Linked DNA regions of Homo sapiens: all the other regions are linked to region 2. Evidence: chromatin contacts called from ENCODE Hi-C or POLR2A ChIA-PET data. All regions are on one chromosome and are shown on one strand. The core of a region is the stretch at or near the end of the contact, and the rest is flanking DNA. Distances in the headings are between cores, read along the strand shown.

What was found. A loop is a pair of places that touch in the nucleus more often than their neighbours do. ChIA-PET counts read pairs that join two places held with the same protein, here RNA polymerase II (POLR2A). Pooled maps may share reads with other maps.
Region 1: a pooled map shows a loop between it and region 2 (3-fold over the local background). The contact joins the promoter of FAM215A here to the promoter of ETV4 in region 2. A Hi-C loop is called at or near these places in 1 of 50 pooled maps. POLR2A ChIA-PET finds 5 or more read pairs at or near these places in 2 of 52 experiments (CD8-positive, alpha-beta T cell and activated CD4-positive, alpha-beta T cell).
Region 3: a loop to region 2 is called in a map of naive thymus-derived CD4-positive, alpha-beta T cell, with 14 times the contacts of the local background. The contact joins the promoter of NAGS here to the promoter of ETV4 in region 2. A Hi-C loop is called at or near these places in 1 of 168 maps with a recorded cell type or tissue (naive thymus-derived CD4-positive, alpha-beta T cell), 2 of 37 single-sample maps with no recorded cell type and 9 of 50 pooled maps. POLR2A ChIA-PET finds 5 or more read pairs at or near these places in 1 of 52 experiments (HepG2).

The regions. Positions count from the first base shown.
Region 1 is chr17:43,914,276-43,918,566 of GRCh38, forward strand. It overlaps FAM215A (family with sequence similarity 215 member A), which reads left to right and starts at 2,933. Exons shown (of 1, transcript NR_026770.1): 1 at 2,933-3,712. It overlaps LOC105371787 (a long non-coding RNA gene), which reads right to left and starts at 2,949. Exons shown (of 2, transcript XR_001752898.2): 1 at 2,863-2,949; 2 at 157-495. RefSeq lists enhancers at 2,755-3,576, 3,577-4,291.
Region 2 is chr17:43,544,780-43,548,554 of GRCh38, forward strand. It overlaps ETV4 (ETS variant transcription factor 4), which reads right to left and starts at 1,561. Exons shown (of 13, transcript NM_001079675.5): 1 at 1,406-1,561; 2 at 779-889; 3 at 495-588; 4 at 196-243. The coding sequence starts at 838. It also overlaps a transcript of DHX8 not described here. RefSeq lists enhancers at 150-927, 928-1,705, 1,827-1,986 and silencers at 757-816, 857-906, 1,357-1,476, 1,527-1,666, 1,687-1,736.
Region 3 is chr17:44,002,177-44,006,061 of GRCh38, forward strand. NAGS (N-acetylglutamate synthase) reads left to right here and starts at 2,446. Exons shown (of 7, transcript NM_153006.3): 1 at 2,446-2,913; 2 at 3,461-3,735; 3 at 3,848-3,885. The coding sequence starts at 2,488. It also overlaps a transcript of PYY not described here. RefSeq lists an enhancer at 3,369-3,885.

The sequences.
Region 1 (4,291 bases), core at 1,683-4,182, 370 kb after region 2:
GAAGAGTTCAATGACTTGCCCAGGATCACACAGAAAGCGAGTGGTGGAAGCCACGCTTAGCGGGTAAGCTTAGTAAAAAGCTTAGTAAAGAGATTGACTTAGTTTTCCATCAATTATTTTTCAATTGACAAAACTGTGATAACTCACAAAAACAGCTGAACATAAACAACATTTTAATTTGACTTAAGACTATACATATAATCAGTGTTGAAAGAAATAAATTCCTGGAAACAATTTGTAATCTTTCTTGCTAATCCTTAGCTGCTCATCATGGCTGAGTCTAATCTCGAAGGCATCTAGACTTGATTAAGATACCTTTACTAATGCACCCTAAATCTGTTATTAGCTTGACATCAGACACAGGACTTGAGGACAGCTTAGCAGCTCTTGACAGCAGCTGGCAGGAATTATGTAATGTGAGAGTCTTCTGGCTTTCAGAGACCACTTTCCTCCTCCAGGGCAGAAAACTCAGCTGTTTGGCCTTGGTTTTTGCGTCTGTAAAATGGGAGGTTGGGGGATAGGAACTAGATTACTAACTTCCCTTCAAAATTCATCCATCTAAAGAGACAACTTTGCACTCTGCTCATAAAAAAGATAAAAATCTTTCCAACAGGGATTTCCAAGAAGTGGCCTCTTGGTAGATATTTCTTGAAATATTATTCCATTCAATAAATATCTATTCCCACCTGACTGAAGTTCTTCGAGGACAACAATTATATCTTAGTGATCACTGTAACTCCAGCACCTAGTTCAGTGCTGGCCATTGAGTAGGTGCTCAGTATTTTTTAATTAATTAATTTTGAGATGGGGGTCTCAGTAGTTTCCCCAGGCTTAATCTTGAACTCCTGGTCTCAGGGAATCCTCCCACCTCAGCTTCCTGAGTAGCTGGGACTACAGGTGTGCATCACCACACCTGGCTCTAGGTGCTCAGTTAATACAAGGTGCAGAATCTCTGGGAGGCAGGGCAACACAATAGTGGTTTGTAACGTTCCCCAGGTGATTCCCATATACAGCCAGGCGAGGCCTGCCCGGCAACTACATGCAGAGAGGACCCCCGAGGCCTCTTTCCTCAGAAGGTAGCTGTGGTCATGGAGGGCACTCAGGGTGGCAAGGCCTGCTCCTGAAAAAGCCGTGAAAACCCAGAGGAGATGGAAGAGAAGAGGCCACCAACAAAGGATGGCCCCAACAGTGCTTCCCAGTGCCCACCCTGCAAAAGGGGCTTCTGTTTAGTACTAAGGACATGGAGTTCAGAGAGGCTGATAACTGGCCCCCGACCACACCCAGCCAGCAGCTCCAGGGTCTCTAGTCCTCACAGTCCCTGGCATTGCATCTGAGAGTAGGGGCAGAGCTAATGCCATCAGTAGGAGTCACTTTTGTCCCCTAACTTAGGGGAGACTGTCCTGTCCTTACAAAGGAATGTGTAAGCACAGCTGATCAACATCTGCATAAGGAAAGATGTTTCTTTATGCATTTCTGGCTCCATCGAGACTCGTGACTCAACCAGTCCTGTGGCTGCCAACCAGAAGCAGACTCAGCATTCAAGGACCATTTTCCATACCCCTATATCTGCATGCCCAACCAATCAGCAGCACCTCTACCCTACCCTAGACCCTGCCCACCAAACTATCTTTGAAAAACTAATCTTCAAGTTTTGGGGGAGACCGATTTGAGTAATAACTATTTCCTGTGTGCCCGGCCTTGTGTCAATTACTCTTTCTTTACTGCAATGCCATGGTCTCAGTGGATTGGTTTTGTCTGTGCAGTAGGCAGGAAGAACCCATCAGGTGATTACAGTACCTGCACCCCCAACCTGCTTTGGGAAGAATCCAGCCAAAAAACTTGAGGCCTGCAGCCTCAGGGTGAGAACAAGACAAAAGGGGGATGGAGGGAGATTGACTCGCTGTGTCTCAGCTCCAGAGCAGCCCCCCTGCAGCCTCCCAAGGGTTTATGCAAATCATCAAAGGGATTCCTTGAGGCAAAAGGTTTGAGTCTGCAGTTCTGAGACCCCCAAGGATGTGAGGAGAGACCCAGGCCTATCTCCTTTGGGAGGGGCCCCAAACTTGGGGGAAGGGATACTGGATGCCAACTGAAACCCAAACATAAAATTCTAAGCTCACCCAACCATCTGAATGGACTCCTCCTCTCCACTCAGCAAAGGGCATTCCAAAGTTAACCTGAAAACTAGTTCAGGCCATGATGGGAAGGGGAGCCCAGTCATGCCTAATTATACGATCCCTCCTTTTGGACTTACTGATAGAACAGACTCTTTAAGTCTGAAAGGAAACATTTACAGTCTATTCTCTCTGAAGCCTGCCACCTGGAGGCTTCACCTGCGTGATAAAACCTTGGTCTCCACAATCTCTTATCTTAACCCAAACATTCCTTTCTGTTGATTTTAAGTCTTTAGACAGTAATTTAACTCTTTCCACCAATTGCCAATCAGAAAATCTTTCGATCTACTTATAACCTGGAAGTCGTCCACTTCCCCAACCCCATTCCAGTTGTCCAGCCTTTCCAGATCAAACCACTGTACATGTCGCATATATTATTGATGTCCGATGTCTCCCTGAAACACATAAAACCAAGTTGTGGCCTGATCACCTTGGGCACATGTTCTCAGGATCTGCTGAAGGCTGTCATGGGCCATTGGTCATGCATAGTAGGCTCAAAATAAATCCCTTCAAATATTTTACAGAGTTTGACTCTTTTGGTTGACACACCAAGCTCAAGCAGGAAGAACCGGGCTCAAGAACTGTCTCTCTCCTTTCTCTCTGTTAGGCATGGGGGGGAAGGGAGTGTTGTGTTAGGCATGCGGAGGGGAAGGGAACAGGGTTGTGTGCAGAGGAAAATGCAAATTCTTACCTTGTCAGGGTCTCTGACCTGATGGCGACCCGTGGTGGAGTCTTCACAGAGACAGATACCACTGCAAGGGCAGACCCAGACTGTGCAACCCCCAAAGCAGGTCTCCTCACTCACCGGGATAGATAGAACTATCGGCCCCAATTCCTCAGCCCTACCTGCAACCACCGCTTGCCATGGTTTCCTTGTGGGTGGAGGGTACTTTCCCGCCCCCTGGTTTCGGGCTTGCCCACGTGGCTTGCTCTGGCCATGGAATGAAGCAGAAACGAAAGCCTGCCAGTTCTGAGCCTACGCCGGAAGACGCCTTGGGCGGTTCCGCGGTCCCTGTGCGCTTCCACCTTCACCCAGAAGGACTTCTCTGGTGCAGCCGCTGCTTCTTCAGCCACGGCCCAAAAGGATCGGAGCCCCCTGGCCGATCCGCAGGTCTGCAGGGAGCCACAGAGCGCAGCGGCCGGCCCAGCGTTCAAGCCCAAGCACAGGCCTGCGAGAACCTTGTTCCAGCCACCGTTTGGGATGGTTGATTAGGACTTGTTGCTGTGGCGGTAGCTCACCAATCCAATGCGTGCACCCGCTCCTTTATTAGGCTATAGGGCCAGTGGCTGCGACAGGGACCTGATACAACAGTGCGTTAAATAAGGAGCTTATTGAGCTATCATGTCGTAAGCCGGTGGAGAAGTCCAGGGCTAGTGTGGGGGCTCCGGCGGGGGCTGTGGCCCCCATCCGCATGGAGCCTCCCCACGGTTCACAGGTCTCGGTCTTCGGAGCCTTCAGCCCCGTGAGCCCGAACAGTCCACACGGCGGCGCCAGACCCTCTTCCCAACGCCACCCTCTGAAGCCTCCGCTCCAACCGTCTCCACTTCTGCTTCAGGCTCAGGATTTTCACTTTTCTCGAATGGGGGTGGCCCTCCCCTGATCTTCTGAGTCGCAACAGCATCTCCCTCCCTCCAGGACCTCAGAGCCAGAGCTGGGCGAGAGGCCCTGACCTCCGGGGTAGGGTGGCAGCATCCCTGTGAAGGTGCGGTCCTGCCTCCCATCCCCAGGCGCCCGGCCTCTCCCACCCTCAGCGCCCTGCTCACCGCCAGCTGAAGATGCCAGGGCACCTCTGCTTCCTCCCTGCCCTCTCTGCAGTATCGCAGAGTGAGCATAAAAGGGCTTAATATAGGCTTCACTGGTCGTGGTGGCTCGCGCCTGTGAACTCAGTAACTTGGGAGGCCAAGGCCGGAGGATCACTTGAGGCCAGGAGTTCAAAACCAGCCTGGGCAACAAGGTGAGGCCTGTCTCTAAAAAAAAAAAAAAAAAAAAAAAAGAAAAGAAAAGAATAAAATAGGTTCCTTTTTCTGGGAGATTGATGTAGGGGAGCGAGCGTGTGTGAGTTGGAAGGGAGGCATTGAGGATCAGCCATTTAAAGCAGCACACAAGGATGTTCAAGGCT
Region 2 (3,775 bases), core at 311-2,810:
TAAATATCAATATAAGTGTCCACGCTGGGTGCTGGGGTGAGTAGAGTGGCAAGGGACCTGGGGAGAGGGCCTTGGAGAACTCCTTGAGGCAGGGAAGGGAGAGGAGAAGTGTAGGGCTTAGGGTGGAATACCAGGGGCTACGGAGTGTCCCCCTGTCCAGCCTCCCAAAATAGAAAAGGTCACAAAACTACTCACCTTCAGCGAGCCACGTCTCCTGGAAGTGACTTAGATCCTGGAAGAGATCTGAGGGGTAAATAGTGGAATTGGAGGTGAGGTGGAGGGGACGGTAAGAGAGAAGGGGCCCTAGCAAGACCCGGTGACTCCCCTGCCTTGGGAGTAGGGACCGAGAAGAATGACCAAAATCCCTTGGAGGGCGAGTTTTTTGGGGAAACAGGCGGGGGTTCCAGAATCGGCCGTGTGTGTGTGTGTGTGTGTGTGTGTGTGTGTGTGTGTGTGGCGGAGGAGGGTCGCGGTTTGTCTCTCTTGCTCTTTACCTTCAGAGTCGAGGGGCGGCAGGGAGCCCGGGTCCATGAGCTTCCCCAGCGGGCCGATCAGCGCTTCGCGCAAGCTCCCATTTCCGGGCGATTTCTGCGAGAAGCGGGGAGAATGCCCGCGAGTCACCCTGAGGCGCTTAGTCTGGGGGACGAGGTTGGGGTCCTCGGGTGACTCAGGGGCGGGGCAGCCCAGGACTCCGCTGGGACTGCGGGGAGGGGGGCTGTGGTGAGAGTAGGGGCTGGGTGCGGGGCGGGGCGGGCGTGGAGGCCGGCGCGGCGCTCACGCTGCTGAAGGTGTAGGGCACTTGCTGGTCCAAGTATCCGGCTTTCATCCTCCGCTCCATCCGGCCGCTCCCTCCGGCCGCACGGCCGGGGCCCCAAGCGGGGGCCGAGACCTGGTGGGGGAGGGGGCTGCGTTCGCACACCGTCCAGGGAGGGCTGCGATGGGGGCGGGGAGGGGGCAGTCCCAAGGCTCTGGGTCCGACGGCGAAACTTCTCCGACTCACTGGGGCGATGGCGAGGTTTCCGCCTGCCAGGCCGAGCGCCACCACCACTCCCCTCCCGCCAAAGGCCAAAGGAGGTCCCACCTGCTCCCAGGAGCCGGGCTCGCCGTTTCTGCTTTCTGCAGCCCTGCTTTACCCGGGCTCGGTTACATAAGAACGTGTGTGTGTGTGTGTGTGTGTGTGTGTGTGTGTGTGTGTGTGTGTACGCGCGCGCGCGCGGAGGAGCAGGCGAAGCGCACACCATCGCATGCCCACAACTCCCGCGCCCCCTCCAACCCTGAATCCCAGCACCTCCCACCCCCGCCCTGGAATCTGCGGAGGCGGGTGGTGAGAGTGAGTGTGGTGTGCATTGGAGGCGAGGCGGGGAATCACAGACACTCTCCCTCCCTTTCCCTCCCGCAGCCTCACCTGAGGCCGGGGCGTCTGGGCTGGAGCCGCGGGGGGTCCCGAGCATGCCCTGGAGCCCGCACCGAGGGCCGCGGGGCTAGGCCGGAGTAAGGCGGCCCCGGCCCCGGGTCCCCAGCGCACCGACTTGTTTTTCGGGCGCAGCAGACAGTTGTGAGCCCGGGGGAGCAGCTGATTGGTGCATTTCCTTCGCTCGGCCTCAGCTCTCCACCCCCCGCCCCGCCACACCGCCCCCCGTTTCCCTTTGTTTCATTGACTTTTGTGAATGGAACCCCAGGGCTGGGCACGCCCGCCAATCCGGAGAGTCGTCCGGCCTGGCCGGGGGGCGGAGTTTCCCAGCCGCGGGGGCCAATCAGAATGTAGGGGTTGGCTCCCGGCTTCATTCAGTGCTCCGGCTCCCATTCATAAAAAAATAAAACTCGCGGCTGGAGTTCATTCATAAAGAACCGAGAGAAAAAGAGAGAAGCCGAGGACCCCGCGGCTTCTTCACCGTCTCGCCACGGTCTTGGGTCTGATGCGCCGCGTGCTCCTCCGGCTGGCGTCTGCACACGTCTCTGCATCTGCGTGTACGTGGGAGTATGAACATGTCTGTGTGCGCCCAGGAGGGAGGCGACCGGGCTTGTGTGCCCAGAGGAACAATAATAACTAGCATTTATGAAGCGCTCCGCTTCCACGTGCTCATTTCGTTCCCATAACCCGGCGAAATGGATCGTTTGTATCTTACAGATATTAAAAATGAAACTCAGAGAGGGATGGTAACTCTCCTGAGGTCACTCAGCTAGTCAGCACCTCTGGGGTTTACAGCCTCAAATCCCTCACACTCTCCTGTACACCCCTCTGAAGCCATGATTAAATGAGTTAAGCTATGTGACAACTGATACACAGTAGGTGATCAATAAATGTAAACTGGCACAGAATCCAGGCTTTTCCTCAAGGGTCTGTTCTCTGCAGAGCTGTTTTGTGACCCACTTTCTACTGATTGCAGCAGAAACCAGAAGCCCCAGGGTAGATGATTTCCGAAAGTGTAGCTCCCTCTCAGCCATCTTCCCTCTTATCTGAGAGCCAGCAAAAGGAGCAAAAGCCCCAAAGGTTCTGATGATCTGGAGGCAGGATGGGTTTCAGTTTTAGCTAAGAAGCTGGTCATAGTCTCTGTCATCTCATCCATTCACCACTTCTTTCAATAAACATTTATCGTGTCAGATACAGTGCTGGGTTCCAGGCAAGCAGCTATGTCCAAGACAGACATCTGAGGGGACCTGGGGTGCTTGGGCTGTGGCCATGGGGGCACAAAGGACATGAATCCTCAAAGGCCTTTTTGCTGAGACAATTCTCTATGTCTCCAGCCTATGCACTCCTTTGAGGACAGCCTGATTTTTTATCCTGCCTGTTTGTGATAAACACAAAAGAATGTTCAAATGCCAGGCCAGCAGGAGTGGCTTCCCAAATTCATCTAACCTAACACCCGCCACTTTACAGATGAGGCAGTGGAGTTTCAGAGAAGGAAATGACACATGTAAGCTCTTTGGGCCTGTCTGGCCAGAACTAAGGCTAAAACATACAATTGCTGTTTAGTGTTCATAAGGGCTCATTCCATGAGATCTGCTTGTGCAAATGGAAGTAAACTTCCCTTTCTATAGGTGCTGTAATATTCTATAAGGCTCATGTCTATTGTCCCTCTCCTCCAGGAAGCCTTCCATGATAGCCTGAATCAGTTCCTTTAGCCATATACAACATTCTTGACTATATCTCTGGTGTGGATGTTTTTCATCCTGCCTCATGGTATAGACATCCTTATCTATGGAGAGCTCTCCAGAGCTCATTTGCCTCTGAAAGTCCTCCTCAGCCTGTTAGCATGCTTATGAGGGTGGCATGAAATGCTTGTGTAGTGAATAGGTACAATAAAGACCAAATTAATTGAGCTTAGCAGGAACCCTGCCCAAGGAAGGAGAAACAAGCCCAAGCAAATCCCAGCTTTGGGCTGGATGGAACCAGTTTAGAGACAAGTGTGAGTTCTGGCCAAGAGAAGTGGAGAGGAGGACAGAGGGCTCTTCCTGGAAGGCAGCTTTGATGTGGTCTCCATGACAACGAAGAAGAGTCCAGTAGGTCTTTAAGTTGGTACTGGGCACTTCAGTAGGATGGGACCTCTCTAGGGATGCCAGTGCCCCTCTGGTTCTGAGTTTTTTTGTTTTTGTTTTTGAGACAGAGTTTCACTCTTGTTGCCCACACTGGAGTGCAAAGGTGCAATCTCGGCTCACTGCAACCTCCGCCTCCCGGGTTCAAGCGATTCTCCTGCCTCAGCCTCCCGAGCAGCTGGGATTACAGGTGCCCGCCACCATACCTGGCTAATTTTTTGTATTTTTAATACAGACGGAG
Region 3 (3,885 bases), core at 1,196-3,695, 460 kb after region 2:
TTCCACTACAGAGTCTCCCCCCCGGGACAGTGTGTCCGAGGGGTGGGGGACTGCGGGGAAGATCCCAGAAACGGGTAAGCGCACTCACTCGGCCTCCCCTGGAGACTCCTCAGGAGGGAAGTAGCCCAAGCCCTGCTCCCCAAAAAGGCAGAGCCCCAGGTGTCAGGACTCCAGCATGGGGAGACAAAACCACGTGCAAGAAAGCAGGGAGGAGCAGGGGTAGGAACTGAGGGTGCTTAGGGTCTGGCCATGCCACTGACGAGCTGTGTGACCTTGGCCAGGTCACCTCCCCTCTACAACAACAGAGGGTCCTCTTTCCCCCTCTACAACAACAGAGGGTCTGACTGGATCAGAGTGTACCCAAGGGCAGGATGTGTGCAGCTGACAGTGCCCAGCACATGGACACAGTATGAAGTAACATTGAATCATATCCTGTGAATGTTTTCAAGCCTTTCAACTCCTTTCCAAAACTTGCTTAACAGCATGGATCTGGAGCAGAACTGCTTCCTAGACCAGCTCCACGGCTTGTGAGCTGAGTGACCCTGATCCTCACATATTTCTGTACCTCCATTTTCTCATCTGTAAAATGGGAATAATGATAATAGCTATCCTGGAGTCACTGAGAGGATTAAATGAATGACTATTTGTGAAGTCCTTTGCATAGTGCCTAGCATTCGACATGTGTTAGCTATTCCTCTACCACACAGAAGGCTTTGCTTGGTGCTAGGGTATCTTTAACACATGGCACCTGCTAACCTTCCATGTTACCAAGAAAGCAGGCAAGCTATGCAGATGGAATATAATGGAATGTAATAACATTGTTTTCCTCTCACTTGATTCTTTTTTAATTTTGATTTTAATTTTAATTTTAATTTTTTTGAGACAGGGTCTCATTCTGTCGCCCAGACGGGAGTGCAGTGGCACAGTCTCAGTTCACCGCAATCTCCTCCTCCCAGGCTCAAGTGATTCTCTGGCCTCCTGAGTAGCTGGGATTACAGAAACATGCCACTACTGCCTGGCTAATTTTTGTATTTTTAGTAGAGATGGGGTTTCACCATGTTGGCCAGGCTGGTCTTGAACTTCTGACCTCAAATGACCCACCCGCCTCCTCACTTGATTCTTAAGGCTTATGGCAAGTGATACTGGCCTAGTTACAGACCTAACATGGATAAACTTTAAGTTTAAAAAGGTTAAAGAGGGCCGGGCGTGGTGGCTCACGCCTGTAATCCCAGCACTTTGGGAGGCTGAGGCAGGTGGATCACGAGGTCAGGAGTTTGAGACAATCCTGGCCAACATGGTGAAACCCTGTCTCTACTAAAAATACAAAGATTAGCCGGGTGTGATGGTGTCTGCCTGTAATCCCTGCTACTCAGGAGGCTGAGGCAGGAGAATCGCTTGAACCCAGAAGGCGGGGATTACAGTGAGCCGAGATCGCAACACTGCACTCCAGCCTGGGCAATAGGGTGGGACTCCATCTCAAACAAACAAACAAACAAAAAAAAAAAAAAAAAAAAGGGTTACAGAGGTCGAGTGAAGTAGCTCACACCTGTAATCCCAGCACCTTGGGAGGCAGAAGTGGGAGGACTGCTTGAGCTCAGGAGTTCACGAACAGTCTGGGCAACATGGTGAACACCCGTCTTCAAAAAAAATAATTTTTTTTTAAATCAGCTGGGCATGGTGGTGTGCATTTGTGGTCCCAGCTACTAGGGAGACTGAGGCAGGAGGATCATTTGAACCTGGGAGGTGGAGGCTGCAGTGAGCTATGATTGCACCACTGTACTGCAGCCTGGGCAACAACAGAGTGAGACCCTATCTCAAAAACCAAAATAAAAAACTCTATTTTATTTTATTTTTACCAGATGTGATATTCGATAAAGAAAAGCATTAACACTAAAGTATTATAAGTTTTGAGGGGTGTTTTGAGGATATCACAGAATTCCTCAAGCTGGTACCCAGTGACTGGAGTTTGGCAAACCCTGGTAACCTCATGGTCATTCATTAGGATCTTTTTTGAGCTCAGGCAACAGGACAGACAAGGCCAGCACCACCCGCCCCCGCCCTCCCACTGCCCCCCTTCTTCTACTCTTTCCAGCGCCCTCCTTCCAGCCCCCTGCCCAGCCCTGTGCTCAAAGCCACCTACAGTCCCTTCTTCTCTGGTCAGAATGCCAATCATCCAAGGCCCTGCAGACTCCCAAAGCCGCCCCTGGAACCTACCTTGGCAGCAGATTAAAGACAACCCGCCACATTTAGTCTCGGCCCCATGACCGATAGTGGGTTCAGTTCCTCCAGGGGCGGGGGAGCCTAGTGGCCCCGCCCCCTGACTCATGGCCTGACCCTCCTCAAACGCACCCAGAGGAGACTCCTGGTCCCCTGTCCGGACCCCGCCCCGACCAGGTCCAGCCCCGCCCAACGGCAAGTTAAGAGCCCCCCAGTGCCAGACGCTCCAGACAGACTGCCACTCTTGGGGGGCAAGAGTTGGTTGTCGTCATGGCGACGGCGCTGATGGCTGTGGTTCTGCGGGCAGCTGCTGTAGCCCCGAGGCTGAGAGGCCGGGGAGGCACTGGGGGCGCCCGAAGGCTGAGCTGTGGCGCGCGGCGGCGGGCGGCGAGGGGCACCAGCCCGGGGCGCCGGCTCAGCACCGCCTGGTCGCAGCCCCAGCCCCCGCCCGAGGAGTACGCGGGCGCGGACGACGTCTCCCAGTCGCCCGTCGCCGAGGAGCCGTCGTGGGTGCCGAGTCCCAGGCCCCCGGTGCCCCACGAGTCCCCAGAGCCTCCTTCGGGCCGCTCGCTGGTGCAGCGGGACATCCAGGCCTTCCTGAACCAGTGCGGGGCCAGCCCTGGGGAGGCGCGCCACTGGCTCACGCAGTTCCAGACCTGCCATCACTCCGCGGACAAGCCCTTCGCCGTCATCGAGGTGAGCGGAGCCCGGCGTGGGCCGTGACGCAGCGAGGGGATGGGGTTGTGCGGCCACCTGTCCTCAGGCATGGCAGGATACGCTGCGGGCTCTGCGCAGCGGAAGCGGGAAGGAGCCCGGCAGGGCCCAGACCAGCGCCGCCGGGAATGGGAGAGGCCGTAAGCTCCTCCGGAAGCCTCCCGCCCAGCCCGAGTGAGGATCCTGGGGGACCCCACCCGCCAGGTGTGATGCTCTGAAGAAGGCCCCCAACATGGGCGCAGTTAGGGGTTCAGAAGGACCTGGACAGGAGCCGCTTGCACTGCCCCTCCCCCAAAGATGTCCCGGAGTCCAAGGTCGGAGGGAGGAGGGCGGGAGGTACCCCAGCGTGAGACAAGGGAGTGGCAAGACCCAACGGGGCAAAGGGCGGAGCAGGTGGGCACTGGTGGCCAGAACTGGGTCCTGACAGCTTCTGGAAGGGTAGGGTCACCGAGACGGCCCTGCAGGCCAGGCTGTGGGAGCCAGCGGCTCAGGTCCGTGTCACGCTCCTTGAAAGCCCACTCCTCCGCAGGTGGACGAGGAGGTGCTCAAGTGCCAGCAGGGCGTATCCAGTCTGGCCTTTGCCCTGGCCTTCTTGCAGCGCATGGACATGAAGCCGCTGGTGGTCCTGGGGCTGCCGGCCCCTACGGCTCCCTCGGGCTGTCTTTCCTTCTGGGAGGCCAAGGCGCAGCTGGCCAAGAGCTGCAAGGTGCTGGTAGACGCGCTTCGACACAACGCCGCCGCTGCTGTGCCATTTTTTGGCGGCGGGTCTGTGCTACGCGCTGCCGAGCCGGCTCCCCATGCCAGGTGAGTGCCCGCCCTGCCCGCCCAGGCGTCCTCAGAGCGTGCTACTCTGCCCGCCCTGCCCCGTCCGGCAGGCCTGGAGGGGGCCCTCTCGAGCACCACGTCTGGCCCACAGCTACGGCGGCATCGTCTCGGTGGAGACAGACCTGCTGC